2 separate regions of the Homo sapiens genome follow, and region 1 is linked to region 2. Evidence: read pairs that join two places in POLR2A ChIA-PET (ENCODE). Cell type or tissue: OCI-LY7. All regions are shown on one strand. Links, peaks and the distances in the headings refer to the core of each region. The heading gives the core; the rest is flanking DNA. Region 1 holds the start of ARHGEF4 (Rho guanine nucleotide exchange factor 4). Region 2 overlaps PTPN18 (protein tyrosine phosphatase non-receptor type 18).

What was found. Peaks named below come from ENCODE experiments on the same cell type or tissue, not always from the same donor. Only the 100,000 strongest peaks of a DNase experiment are listed, where the experiment ranks them.
Region 1: POLR2A ChIA-PET joins it to region 2 with 6 read pairs; 1 of 35 experiments calls an interaction of 5 or more read pairs at or near these places.

Annotation. Positions count from the first base shown.
Region 1 is chr2:130,831,730-130,837,753 of GRCh38, forward strand. ARHGEF4 (Rho guanine nucleotide exchange factor 4) reads left to right here and starts at 5,185. Exons shown (of 14, transcript NM_001367493.1): 1 at 5,185-5,263. The coding sequence starts at 5,225. ARHGEF4-AS1 (ARHGEF4 antisense RNA 1) reads right to left here and starts at 5,265. Exons shown (of 2, transcript NR_186036.1): 1 at 4,581-5,265; 2 at 1-1,387. In OCI-LY7, for the core only: no CTCF peak of the experiment used is centred there; DNase peaks (open chromatin) are centred at 3,032, 4,082, 4,862 and 5,222; H3K4me3 peaks cover 2,638 bases; H3K27ac peaks cover 1,823 bases.
Region 2 is chr2:130,371,051-130,377,074 of GRCh38, forward strand. It overlaps PTPN18 (protein tyrosine phosphatase non-receptor type 18), which reads left to right. Exons shown (of 15, transcript NM_014369.4): 12 at 149-237; 13 at 1,207-1,433; 14 at 1,823-1,897; 15 at 2,107-4,355. The coding sequence ends at 2,174. Among named protein-coding and RNA genes, the nearest start is that of PTPN18, 18 kb to the left of the region's middle. RefSeq lists an enhancer at 780-1,407 and a silencer at 1,134-1,883. In OCI-LY7, for the core only: CTCF peaks have their summits at 1,603 (motif pointing left) and 1,809; DNase peaks (open chromatin) are centred at 1,171, 1,611, 1,951 and 2,161; H3K4me3 peaks cover 4,000 bases; H3K27ac peaks cover 4,000 bases.

The DNA.
Region 1 (6,024 bases), core at 1,407-5,406, 460 kb after region 2:
GAGGGCAGTGCATGGGCTCTGGGCTTGAATCCTGCCTCTGTCTTCACCCTGTCTGTGACTTGGGGAAGAAGCAGGGGGTACTTGAATCTCAGTGGCACCAATAGCTTCTGAGGCCAGCTCTGCCAATCCCTGGGCTGCCCTGCCCTTCTCTGGCTCTCACTCCTTGTGCCCCCAAGCCCCTTCCAGTCAATGTGTCCCCAGCAGCTCCAGGCCCCAGAGGTGTGATTGAGGGTGAGAGGTAACAGGTATACAGCAGAGCTCCCTAAAGGCATCCACACGGGATCCCCATTAGACGTTCCTCGCTCTGCTGCCTCCAGGGTGGAGCCTGGCCACGGTCCTGCGGGTGAGGGTGGGGCGGGGGGGTCAGTGAACATCCCCTCCCCACACCCCAGGTCTGCATAAGAGCCCTCCTCCCCCACCTCCTCCCTTCTCCTCCTCAAATCCTGGCTCCTTTCAATGCCCCTCTGTGCAGCATCTCAGAGACCTTGGGCCTCTGGCTCACCTCACACTGCTTGGCCATCCCAGGTCCTGACCGCACCCCACATTCTTGGCTCCCCTGTCCTTGACCCAACTGTGCCAGTCCTCCTAGAGGCCTGGCCCCTCCTGCTTCACCCCTGGGGCCAACACACAAGGTGCTTTACCCCTTTGAACCCCAATTTCCTCAGGTGGTGAGAGAAATACAGGTAACTCTGCTCACCTCCGGCTCCCTGTCTGTTCCGTGTGAGTTTCCGTGTGCTGCCAAAAAATGCCTGTGTGCTGCCAGTTGTTGTTTTTAATGGCTCTCCAGGTCTCCCACGGCCCTAGACAGCCTGGATGCTGGGCCACGCAGGAAGTAAGATGGAAAGATGGAAAGAGGGGCAGCAGATGGTAACAGCATGGTGCCCGCACCTCGTCTGGAGTGGGCTACTCTGATCCTCTGGTCCTTTTGGGGACAGCTGGCAGGCAGTGGGGCAAGGGGCACAAACAGTTCTCCTGGAACCGCAGAGCCATAGGCTCTGCTTGCAGCAAGTCCAACTCTCCTGGGGGCTCTGCTGAGACCTTCACGGGCCTGTGGCCCCTGCCTGGCTCCACCTCTTCGGCAGCTCTTCTGTCTATCCTGGCAGGGGAGCCTTCCTTATGTCAAGGCACAAGGTGCCCCTGCCCTGGCTCTGGCGGCTCTTAAAGGAAGCCCATGCCTCTCCCACACGCCATCATTTCAGGATCACCAGTCAGTCTGCAAGTGTGGTGGATGCATTTCCGATTGTCCCAAGTCCCCATGAAAATGTAACTCAAGGCCAGGCACGGTGGCTCACATGTATAATCCCAGCACTTTGGGAGGCCGAGGCGGGCAGATCACTTGAGGTCTGGAGTTCAAAACCAGCTTGGCCAACGTGGTGAAACTCCATCTCTGTTAAAAATACAAAAAAATTAGCTGGGCGTGGTGGTCGATGCCTGTAATCCCAGCTACTCGGGAGGCTGAGGCAGAAGAATTGCTTGAACCTGGGAAATGGAGGTGGCAGTGAGGTGAGATGGTGCCGCTGCACTCCAGCCTGGGCAACAGAGTGAGGCTCCAACAAAAGAAAGAAAGGAAGAAAGGAAGAAAAGAAAGAAACAAAAAGAAGGAAGGAAGGAAGGAAGGAAGGAAGGAAGGAAGGAAGGAAGGAAGGAAGGAAAGAAAGAAAGAAAAGAAAAGAAAAGAAAAGAAAAGAAAAGAAAAGAAAAGAAAAGAAAAGAAAAGAAAAGAAAAGAAAAGAAAAGAAAAGGAGGGAGGGAGGGAATGTAACTTGAAGAGTTGGGGACGAGGCAGTGAAGCCTCTCTCCTGGGCATTGCCTCCTCCTGGGCCCAGCCTAGAGGGAACACCAGTGTCCCTGCGCCTTTCTGTGGCTGACCGCCAGCCACTGCCCCTCGCTGACTGTCGGAGCTGGCTATCTGCAGGCCCTGCCCGCGTGTCAGGGGTCACTTGGTCTGAACTCGGCGCTACATATTCACCCCGGAGAATGCCATCATTAGGGTCAGCCCAGCTTTCTGACCTGAGGAGCTCTTTTAAGATTCTGTTTCCGCCGGGTGTGGTGGCTCATGCCTGTAATCCCAGCACTTTGGGAGGCCGAGGCAGGCGGATCACGAGGTCAGGAGATTGAGACCATCCTGGCTAACACGGTGAAACCCCGTCTCTACTAAAAATTCAAAAAAAAAAATCAGCTGGAGGTGGTGGCGGGCGCCTGTAGTCCCAGCTACTCTGGAGGCTGAGGCAGGAGAATGGCAGGAACCTGGGAGGTGGAGCTTGCAGTGAACCAAGATCATGCCACTGCACTCCAGCCTGGGTGACAGAGGGAGACTCCGTCTCAAAAAAAAAAAAAAAAAAGATTCTGTTTCCAACGTGTCCCTGATTTCTGTCCCCCACCTATGACAGCTGTACAAGCAGGCCGGCTTCCCACCAGGCTAGCTGAAGGCTCATGCCCTCCTCACAACGGCTCCCCTGACTCACCAGCAGTCAGACAGCAACACGTGGGTGGTCCTGGACTTTACATCTTTGGAGCTGGTCAAGGACCAGGGACGCAGGGATCGTCGGCAGAGATTACAGGAGGCCAGAGTCTAGGAGCAAAGCTGCAGGGAGAGGCACCAGCCCCAGCCTCCCTAGTGGGCAGTCTGTCTGGTGAGCTCTGGCTGCTGCCGCTGCCGTAGCCGGCTGGCTGCCTGTTTCCCAGGTCAGCACACCTCCCCCTGCCTATGCCTTACTCCATATTCTTGCAAAAATCCCTTTCCTGCTAGAGTAGCCAGGGGAAGTTTCTGTCTTTTGTGACTCAGGCCCCAGCTGGTAGTGTAGGTCTGTCTATATGTAAGCCTGTGGTCTCTGGGCCAGAGAAGTAAAGCAAGTGGCCCAGGCTGCCCAGCGAGGAAAGCACAAGCCCCTGTAAGTTCCATCGGTCCACCCCGTGCCCACGCTCTCTCTGCCACTTGGAATCTGCTGCGATGTTTTCTGTCCTACCACTCACTTCACTCCCCTATGCTGCTGAACCTGTTTAATTGCCATATGTGACAGACAGGAAGTCGGGGTCATATTTAAACATGGGACGCTCCACTGACTAGAAACTCTATTGTACAAATCCTTCAGCGACTCAAACAGGCCTGCCTTTCTTATTTTTAATAACGGCAAAAGAGAGAGCACACCACAGTGCAGTCAAGTCCTCCTAAAACCATGTTCACCAGAAGGAAAAGACAGACATAAACTACCTTTGATTTATTTCCCCTCGAGCATTGGATGTCACTTCTCTAGGGAGGCTGCGCTGTGGCAGGGATCTGGGCGTGCGGGGACACAGCAGGTGCCTGATGAATGGAGCCATCATGACGGTTATGCTCCAACCTGGGGTCTGATCCTCTGCTAGACGGCGAGCCTGGCCCAGGCCCCATAGCCTGAACCAGGGGTTCTCTAAGTGTGGTCCCAGGGCCAGCAGCTTCAGGGTCACTTGGAAACATGTTAAAATGCAAATTCCCAGGCCCCACCCCAGATCCTGTGAGAGGGGGGCAGCGGTGAGGGGCAGCAGCCTAAGCTCTATGGTGTCCTCCACGTGGTTCTGACTCAGGTCTGAGAACCCAGGTCCAGGGCTGTCCACTGGTCAGAGGAGTCCAGACAACAATGGAACCTGTGGCCAGGGGTTGTGTATTTTCACTGGACCTCCCCCCTCGCCAGGGGATTAGCACTTTAAGCCTTCAGAGAAGAGCGAATTAACTTTTGCTAAGCACCTGTGAGGTTTAATTTCTCACGTACTCTCCATGGCAACCCCACCAGGCGGTCATTCCTCTCGAATGTTAAAGATACGTGTTTAGAGCAGATGATCATGATTACACAACTGGTGTGCAGCACAGCCAGGTGCCCAGATCCGAATCCCACACCCTCCTCCCACCACCATGGGCCTCAGGGACATGCTTCTAGCACAGTCATGGACCCTGAGTGACATAAAGGCTGTGACAGGGGACGCAGGATCTTCAGATGGCCCCACAGTGCCTCCTCTGAGTATCTATCTCCCAAGCTTCTCGCCTGGCCTGGTTGCTGTGAGGGCCTGGGGAGAGGCAGAGACAGGTTGGGTGTACGGAAAATGCACACTCTGCCAGGCACCCCTGACACGCACTGCTGACCAGGCATAGCGTTCAGTGGGGCTAGGACTTGGACGAGGGTGCAGGCTTGAGCAGGGGTGCAAAAAGCCAGTCTGGGCAGATGCTCTCCCTCTGTGGGGCGCCGATCTCAGAAATGGTGGACAGAGCAGGGCTGCAGTATGGTGCACATGGGCCTTGGGGTCTTAGCTTTCGTGGGCCTCTTCCTGCATAAAATAAAATAGTTAAAATTAGAGTTTACAACTGCATTCATATAAAGATGAATATACTCCAGGCTAGATTCATTATTATTTTATTATACTCAGTTTTTTTCTTCTGATTTAAAATAGTGCGGTCCTAGGGCTGGTTAGAGTGTTTCCTGGCAGGCCCTGTCTCCTTAAACCCCTGCAAAGAAAGCAGCGAGGACTTCCCTTTGCCCCTTAGCAGAAAGCTGCGCTCCTTAATGGTTACGGGTGTGACCATTCACTTACATCCTATCTGCAGGACATACCTGGAAAGGTAAGTGGGAGGCAAGAGGGAGCTGGAGGCCAAGACTTCGGTCCCAGATATCCTAGTCCACATTTGTCCCCACCAGGTGTGTGAGTGCCGGCGCGCTGCACAGCCTCCCTGGGCCTCCGTTTCCTCAACTGGTAAACAAGAACGCTGGGCGGACTGAACTCTGAAAGTTCTGGGAGCTTGACAATCAGAACTCTCAGCAGAGAGGCCGCCCCTGCTCTCAGGAGGGCGGAGGCACCTGAGTCTCCAGTGCGGAGGACAGGCCGAAGCGCTGCGTTGGAGATGTGCAAATGCGCAAGAAGCGTGCTGCTTTCTCTCTGAGAAAACACTCCTAGGCTTCAAGGGGGCCCAAGAGCTCGACTGGGCGGGATGATCCCGGCGGCCCCTGGGCCGGGTCTGTGGACGGCTCTGCTGTGTGCCTGTGCGTGCCCAGTCCCGCGGGTGACCAAAGCCCAGGGGCGGGCAGGGCAGGAGCCTGGACCTCACGTGCCTCCAGTGGCCAGGTTTGCGGGGGCGGAGCGTCCGGGCGAGGGCGCGGGGGCGGACCCTAGGGCGGGGCGCGGGGTGGCGTCGGTGGAGCCGGCTCGGCGGCGCGGCTCGTAGTGCTGCGGCCGGGCTCCGGGCGTCCCGGCGGCCACCATGCTCAGCGTCGTGCACTTCCTCCGGAGCTTCTTCAAGGTGAGAGCCGGCGTCCGGGACTTGCGGTCGGGCTCCCGGCGCCCTGCGCGGGTGGGGAGGAGCACAGCCCGCGCTGGCTGCTGCGCCCCGGGCCGTCCCCTGGGCACCCGGTGGGTGGGGACACCCTCGTGGCTCCCCGCCGCTCCCAACTTTCCGACGTGCAGACCGGAGGCGGCGTCCTGCAAAGTGGGGCCGTCTCGAGCGCGGGGAAGGACGGGGCTCCGTTGGGGGCGGTAGGGACGGCGGCCCGGGGCGAGCCCCTGAGAGGGCAAGGGCGAGCGCCTGAGCCGGCCTCCCCGCACCTGGACCGTCCTGGGCGCGCGGGGCACTCGGAGCCGCTGCCTGGACCGGCCTGGGCGCGCAGGGCACTCGGAGCCTCTGCCGCTTGGCGCAGTACCAGCTGTTTTGGGAAGGAGGGCTGGTGCCGGCCCGGTGGGTACGGGAGAAGTGGTTGCTGTTGTTATTCCCCAGGCTGAGAGTACGCGAGGGCGCAGCAGCGGCAAGGGGCTGGAACTGGGGTCGGGGCTGTTGGGCTCCTGCTCGGGGTGCCCCCTCTCTGGCCCGATTTCCGGGCCCGCTCACCATCCGGGACCCACTCAGTTGGGACGCCTCCACCTCGCTGCCCCCACAGGAACCCCAAGATGGGCCGGGGGCTCCGGGGCACTGTCAGGGGTGGCCGGCCACAGGTTGCCAAGCCCGACCTCCCCAGGTGAGCCAGCGGGAGGGCGGTTGCGACGCTGGGTGGTGCTGAGCTCCGATGG
Region 2 (6,024 bases), core at 13-4,012:
CTGGGAGCAGGCACTGACTATGACATCCACCTGTGCCCTCCTCCAGGCATCCTTATCAGGCTCTCCCATCTTAAGCTTTCTCCCAGAGCCCCTTGAGAGGCCTGGCCAGCTTCCTCCCTCAGGAGCCTCCCCTCCTGTTTTTCTTCAGAATTGTGCCCCACTCTACGACGATGCCCTCTTCCTCCGGACTCCCCAGGCACTTCTCGCCATACCCCGCCCACCAGGAGGGGTCCTCAGGTACCCGGCTCCATCCCCGGATTCTTCCCTGCCCAATTTCTCAGGCTAACCCCTTCTTCATCCTTGGAACACCAGTCCGTTCCTTGTTCACTTCGCCAAGTGTTCGCTGGCCCTTTCTTCGAATTGAGCTCTGGGAACCCACCCCAAGATGATTCAATTATCCCAAGATGATTCATTTACCCCTTGCCTCTGCCTCTAAGGCTTGCCCTGCCTTCTGAGTTAGGCCTTTCCTGGATCCTCTAATCAAACCTTAATTCAGGTGGCTCACCCCTGTAATCCCAGCACTTCGGGAGGCCAAGGAGGGCGGATCACTTGAGCCCAGCTGGAGACCAGCCTGGTTAACATGGTGAAACCCTGTCTCTACTAAAAATACAAAAATTAGCCAGGCGTGCTGGTGAGAGCCTGTAATCCCAGCTACTCCGGAGGCTGAGGCAGGAGAGTCGCTTGAGCCCGGGAGGTGGAGGTTGCAGTAAGCCGAGATCGCACCACGGCAGTCCAGCCTGGGCGACAGAGCGAGATCCTGTCTCAAAAAAACAACAAAAAAAATTCAGCAAATAATTCTAGACGCCGCCTTCTTGTCAGGCCGCACGTTGGGTGCTGCGGACATGGGATTGAGCCGCCTTCGCAGCGGAGACTTAAGGCCCTTGTCCTTGCGGCCATCCCTTCCTGTCTTCTATGCCACTTCCGCATTCTTTTGTTCAGTAGACGTTGACACAGAAATGACCACCCCTCAAACCAACACTCTGCCCCAAATTACCCTCCAGGCTGACCCCGTTCCTCCTTCATCCCCCTAACTTGCAGGGCGCTAGGGACACAGAAGCGAGGCCTCCAACCCAAGGAGCCCTCCCTCCCATCTAGCGCACCGCCTCGGCGGGAAGGAAGCCCGTGGTTTGCGCGCTGAGCAGCCTCCCCACTCCCGCCCTGCCCAGCGCCGCCGTTTCACTTCCTCCCGGCCCTCCCTGCCTGCAGGAGCATCTCTGTGCCCGGGTCCCCGGGCCACGCCATGGCTGACACCTACGCGGTGGTGCAGAAGCGCGGGGCTCCAGCGGGCGCCGGGAGTGGGACGCAGACGGGGACGGGGACGGGGACGGGGGCGCGCAGCGCGGAGGAGGCGCCGCTCTACAGCAAGGTGACGCCGCGCGCCCAGCGACCCGGGGCGCACGCGGAGGACGCGAGGGGGACGCTGCCTGGCCGCGGTGAGTCGAGGCTTGCTCCTTCTCAGGGCATCATCCTGCTGTGATCCGCAGGGCGGAACCATCCTGCAGTGGTCCGTCAGGCCCTGGCGGCCGCGGGGACCCCAGCCGCTAGCCTGGCCACGCCCCGACGCTGATGTCCAGGCGTCCCTGGCCACGCCCCGGAAGCGCCCCCTGGCGGTCGCAGTCGCGGTCCAGGGGCAGGGTTCCTGGCAATACTTGTCTTGGCCGCGCCCAAAGGCTGGAGGCCACGTCCGGGGTGTGTGCCTTCTCCCGCCCGGCGCCCTCGGCTCTCCCCTTCGGGCCTCCGGGGAAGCGTCCCCGCTAGGGGTGGGGTCTTGGGACTCCCTGGGGCTTCCGGAGCTGACCCGTGGGGGGTCTGCTGCCCTCAGTTCCTGCTGACCAAAGTCCTGCCGGATCTGGCGCCTACGAGGACGTGGCGGGTGGAGCTCAGACCGGTGGGCTAGGTAAGTCAGGTAGAGCCTGGGTTGCTGGGACTTTGCTGCTTTGAGTGAACCCAGGAGTCTGGGGTTGATGGGGCATGGAGCTTAGTCCTGTGGATGTGGCTGCAGTGAACCAGGAGGACCTGGAGGCGGGGGGATGGCCTTCTTCATGTCTGCCAGCTTCCACACACCTCAGCTTCTCCATGAGACCCACGGCACCCTTCTTCTCCCAGGTTTCAACCTGCGCATTGGGAGGCCGAAGGGTCCCCGGGACCCGCCTGCTGAGTGGACCCGGGTGTAAGTCTAACGCCAGTTCCTGCCTGTTGCCTCTTGTGAGCTCGGACTGCTGATGCCCCGGTGCTGCTGAGCGCCGTGCGCAGAATGGAAACAGTGGGCCTGGATCAAAGTTAAAGTTTCTCAGGGTGGGAAATGTGGGGGCTTTGCCCCAATGACTGTAGCATTCAAGGCTTGAGGCTGGAGGAGGTAGCTAGGGTATAGTGGCTGGTGAGGCTGCACAGAGCAGATTCAAGAAAGAAGATCAGGAAGGGGCATGACCCCTGAGTTATGAAGGGGAGAAGGGACAGATGAGCTTCCGGAGACTGCTCTCCTCACCACACAGCACTAGTCCATCCTCAGCACCTGAGCCTCCCTCACTTGGACACTCAGGGGACCACACAGAGAAGTGGATGGACACTTCGCCATCCAGGCAGAACTAAGCCAGGCATAACCACAGCCAAGCAGATTAACCCCAGGCAGACCGATAAAAAGACCTCCAGATAGGCAGACAGACAGATGGACCACCAACCTGGACAGACAGCCAAAGCTTCAGAGATACAGTCCACAGGTGGACAAAGGGATCCCCAGCCAGAGAGAGAGAGACCAGCCAACAGCTTGATAGACCAGTGCAGCCAGAGAGACCACCAAACAGAGCCCCCAAAAGACAGACATCTCTGCTAGCTGGACAGCCAGGTGGACCCCCTAAGTTAGATTACTAGACAGATATAAACAGATCCCCTGCTGAACAGATACACAGAGTTCTCAGACCCCACCCCCACCCTCAGGTGGGCTGGCTGGCTGACAGACCTTCTGGCCAGACAGACTCCTAACCAACCAGATGGACTGCCAGACAGGCAGACATCAGCCACATGGAATCCTGACATCCCAGCCAGCCGGCCAGACTCTCATCTTGATGTCTTGATGGATGGACCCCAGCTAGTCAGACATGATCCTCCAGATTGACAGACAAGTCCCCCAAATGAGTACACATCTCCAGCTATTCAGACAGATGGACCCCCAGCAAATCAGGACCTATCTAGGCAGACCCCAGCCAGACCCCCGCCAGACAGACTCCCAACCAGACTGACCCCTTACTATTCACACAGCCTGCCGAGTAGCTGGGACTACAGGTCTAATTTTTTTTTTTTTTAAGAAATGAGTTTTTGCCATGTTGCCCAGACTGGTCTTGAACTCCCAACCTCAAGCAATCCTCCTGCCTCAGCCTCCCAAAGTGCTGAGATTACAGGTGTGAGCCACCAGGCTCAGCCCCCTAAGATTTGAAACACTTTAAATGGCCCATGGTAGGGTTCCTGCTAGGATAAAACATTAAGCGGCTGTTAAAAGAAATAAAAGGAGGACACGTCTCTGTGCACTGGTGTGGACAAATCTCCAAGTCACTGCAAAATGGAAAAAGTATAAGATGCTCTTTCCCTGAACCTCAAGGGTCCCGCCCCTCTCACTTTCAGGTCTCTGGACCTCTGACTGACACTGTGCCTGCCCAGGTCCCTGTATGCACTGCCACAGTGCCCTGGGCCCCATGTCCACCCCTGTCCTGCCCTTCTCTGGGATAGGGCTGGCCTTCCTCTGCCTCTGCCTGGCTGCATCCATGGTCGATCTCAAGTGCCTTGGCATGAACTCCACTCTCCTGCAGCCTTCAATCAAGGAATGATGGGGATGTGTACATACCCCACCCCACCCCTTGGCAGGGTGATGCTGAGGTGTGGATTTTTAACAGTTCCCAGACTTTCCCAGGAGGCTTGGGTTTGGGTGCCCACAGTGGGAGCTGGTGTGATATCATACCTTCGCCGGCCGCCTTTCCTTCCTGTTCTCTGTGCCCCTACTCCCACTCTAGAGCTGCCCCGTTTCTCTGTTTTCGTGAAAGAGCTGACCCTGTGCTGCCTCCCACTCTCCCAATGCCCCTGCCACTCCTGTGAGCCTGCTGCTGGTGAGGTCGGTGCTGACCTCTGTGTTGCTGGATAATGAGTCATCTATCTCTGGAGGAGAAGAAAGGCAGGTCCTCCACAGCCCTGATAAAATCTCCAAGTCTCCCAGTTTCGGGTCCCTCTCCTGGGATGCAGACCCACTGCCTGCCCAGCTGGTACGATCCACATGCCCTCTTCTTGGGAATAGGGGCATGGGAAAGTGACTAAAGATACTGTTCTGGCTGCTGTGTTCACTGTGAGTAATAAACTGTCCATTTCTCCGATTCAGAGGTCTGTTTTTCCTTTTTTTCTTCCCCAAAGATGGAGTCTTGCTCTGTCGCCCAGGCTGGAGTACAATGTCGCAATCTTGGCTCACTACAACCTCTGTCTCCGCCTCCCAGGTTCAAGCAATTCTTCTGCCTCAGCCTCTCAAGTAGCTGGGATTAAACGCGTGTACCACTATGCCCAGCTAATATTTGTATTTTTAGTAGAGATGGGGTTTCACCACGTTGGCAAGGCTGGTCTCGAACTCCTGACCTCGTGATCTACCTGCCCCTGCCTCACGAAGTGCTGGGATTACTGGCGTGAGTCACTGCTCCCGGCCTTGGTCTGGTGTTTTATACACATGTGCATGTGATGTGGAGCTGTGCAGGCCACCTTGTCAGCATGCGAGGAGGGTCCAGTCTCTGCGCCTTCTTGGTTTCTGACTTCACACCCAGTAGCCTCACTCCTGGCCCAGCATGGCAAGCACAGTTTCCACTCAGGCATTTGCCCTGGTTATTCTCTCTGCCTTGGATACTTTTCTCCTAGATTCTGCCTCTAATATATTTGAACATTTACCTCTTAATATTGTTTCCTGTCTCTCCTGATCAGAATGTAAGCTGCGTGAGGGCAGGAGTTTTTGTTTGGTTTACAGCTACTGTCCCAGCTCCGAGAACAGTGCTGACACTTAGGAAGTGTGCAGGCTGATTTATCTCACACCATTTACTCCGGGTTTCCTCACTTCTAGTAAAGTATGACACCTTGTCTCAAATATTCTTTTCCTCTTTCCAGACCCATGTCTTTGCTCATGTAGATCACTACTTCAGGCTGACATAAAAACCGTTCTCTTGTTAAGAAAGCTCAGCAATGGGAGAGGCAATCCTCCACCCGTCTCTTGCTCTCCTACAGGTCTTTCCTGGAGGTAGTGGGTTGAATGGTGGCCCCCAAAAAGATAGGTCCAAGTCCTAACTTCTAGAACCTGTGAATGCGACCTTATTTGGAAAAAGGGTCTTTGCAAATGTAATTAAAACACCTGGAGATGAAATCATCCTGTATTTAGGATGGGCCCTAAACCCAATGATGTCTTTATAAGAGAAAAGAGAGAGAGACGCAGAGACAAAGAGAAGAAGGTCATTGAGATGGAGGCAGAGATGGGGATGAAGTGTCTGCAAACCAAGGAATGCCAAAGATTGCCAGCAAACCACCAGGGGCCAGGAGAGAGGCCTGGCCGATTCTCCCTCACAGACAGTAGAGGGAACCACCCTGCTGACCCGTCAGTTTCAGGCTTTGGGACCTCAGAACTGTAAGAGAATAAACATGTTTTGAGCCACACGGTTTATAGTCATTTGTTATGGCAGCCACAGGAAACTCACACACTGGGTATCCAGGAATGCAAGGCCTGGCCGCTCCTGAACTGGGCATCTCAGAGCTGTGTTTGCAATAGGACACTGCAGCAGGTGATGTTTCCTTCTGGATATGCCCTGAGCTCAGGGCTCCTCTTCTGCAGTGCAGCCCACTGGGTGCACAGCATCTGTCTGGGCTCTCACAAACCCCCATGGGATGTGGGGGTCAATGGGACCGTTGCAGGCACCATACTCGTGTTGCTTTGTTTCTGACCCAGTAGGAACAGTGAAGGCTCAGCTGTCAGTTTCCAAGTAGGATCGGATCTGATGATGCCTCCTTTTCACAGGA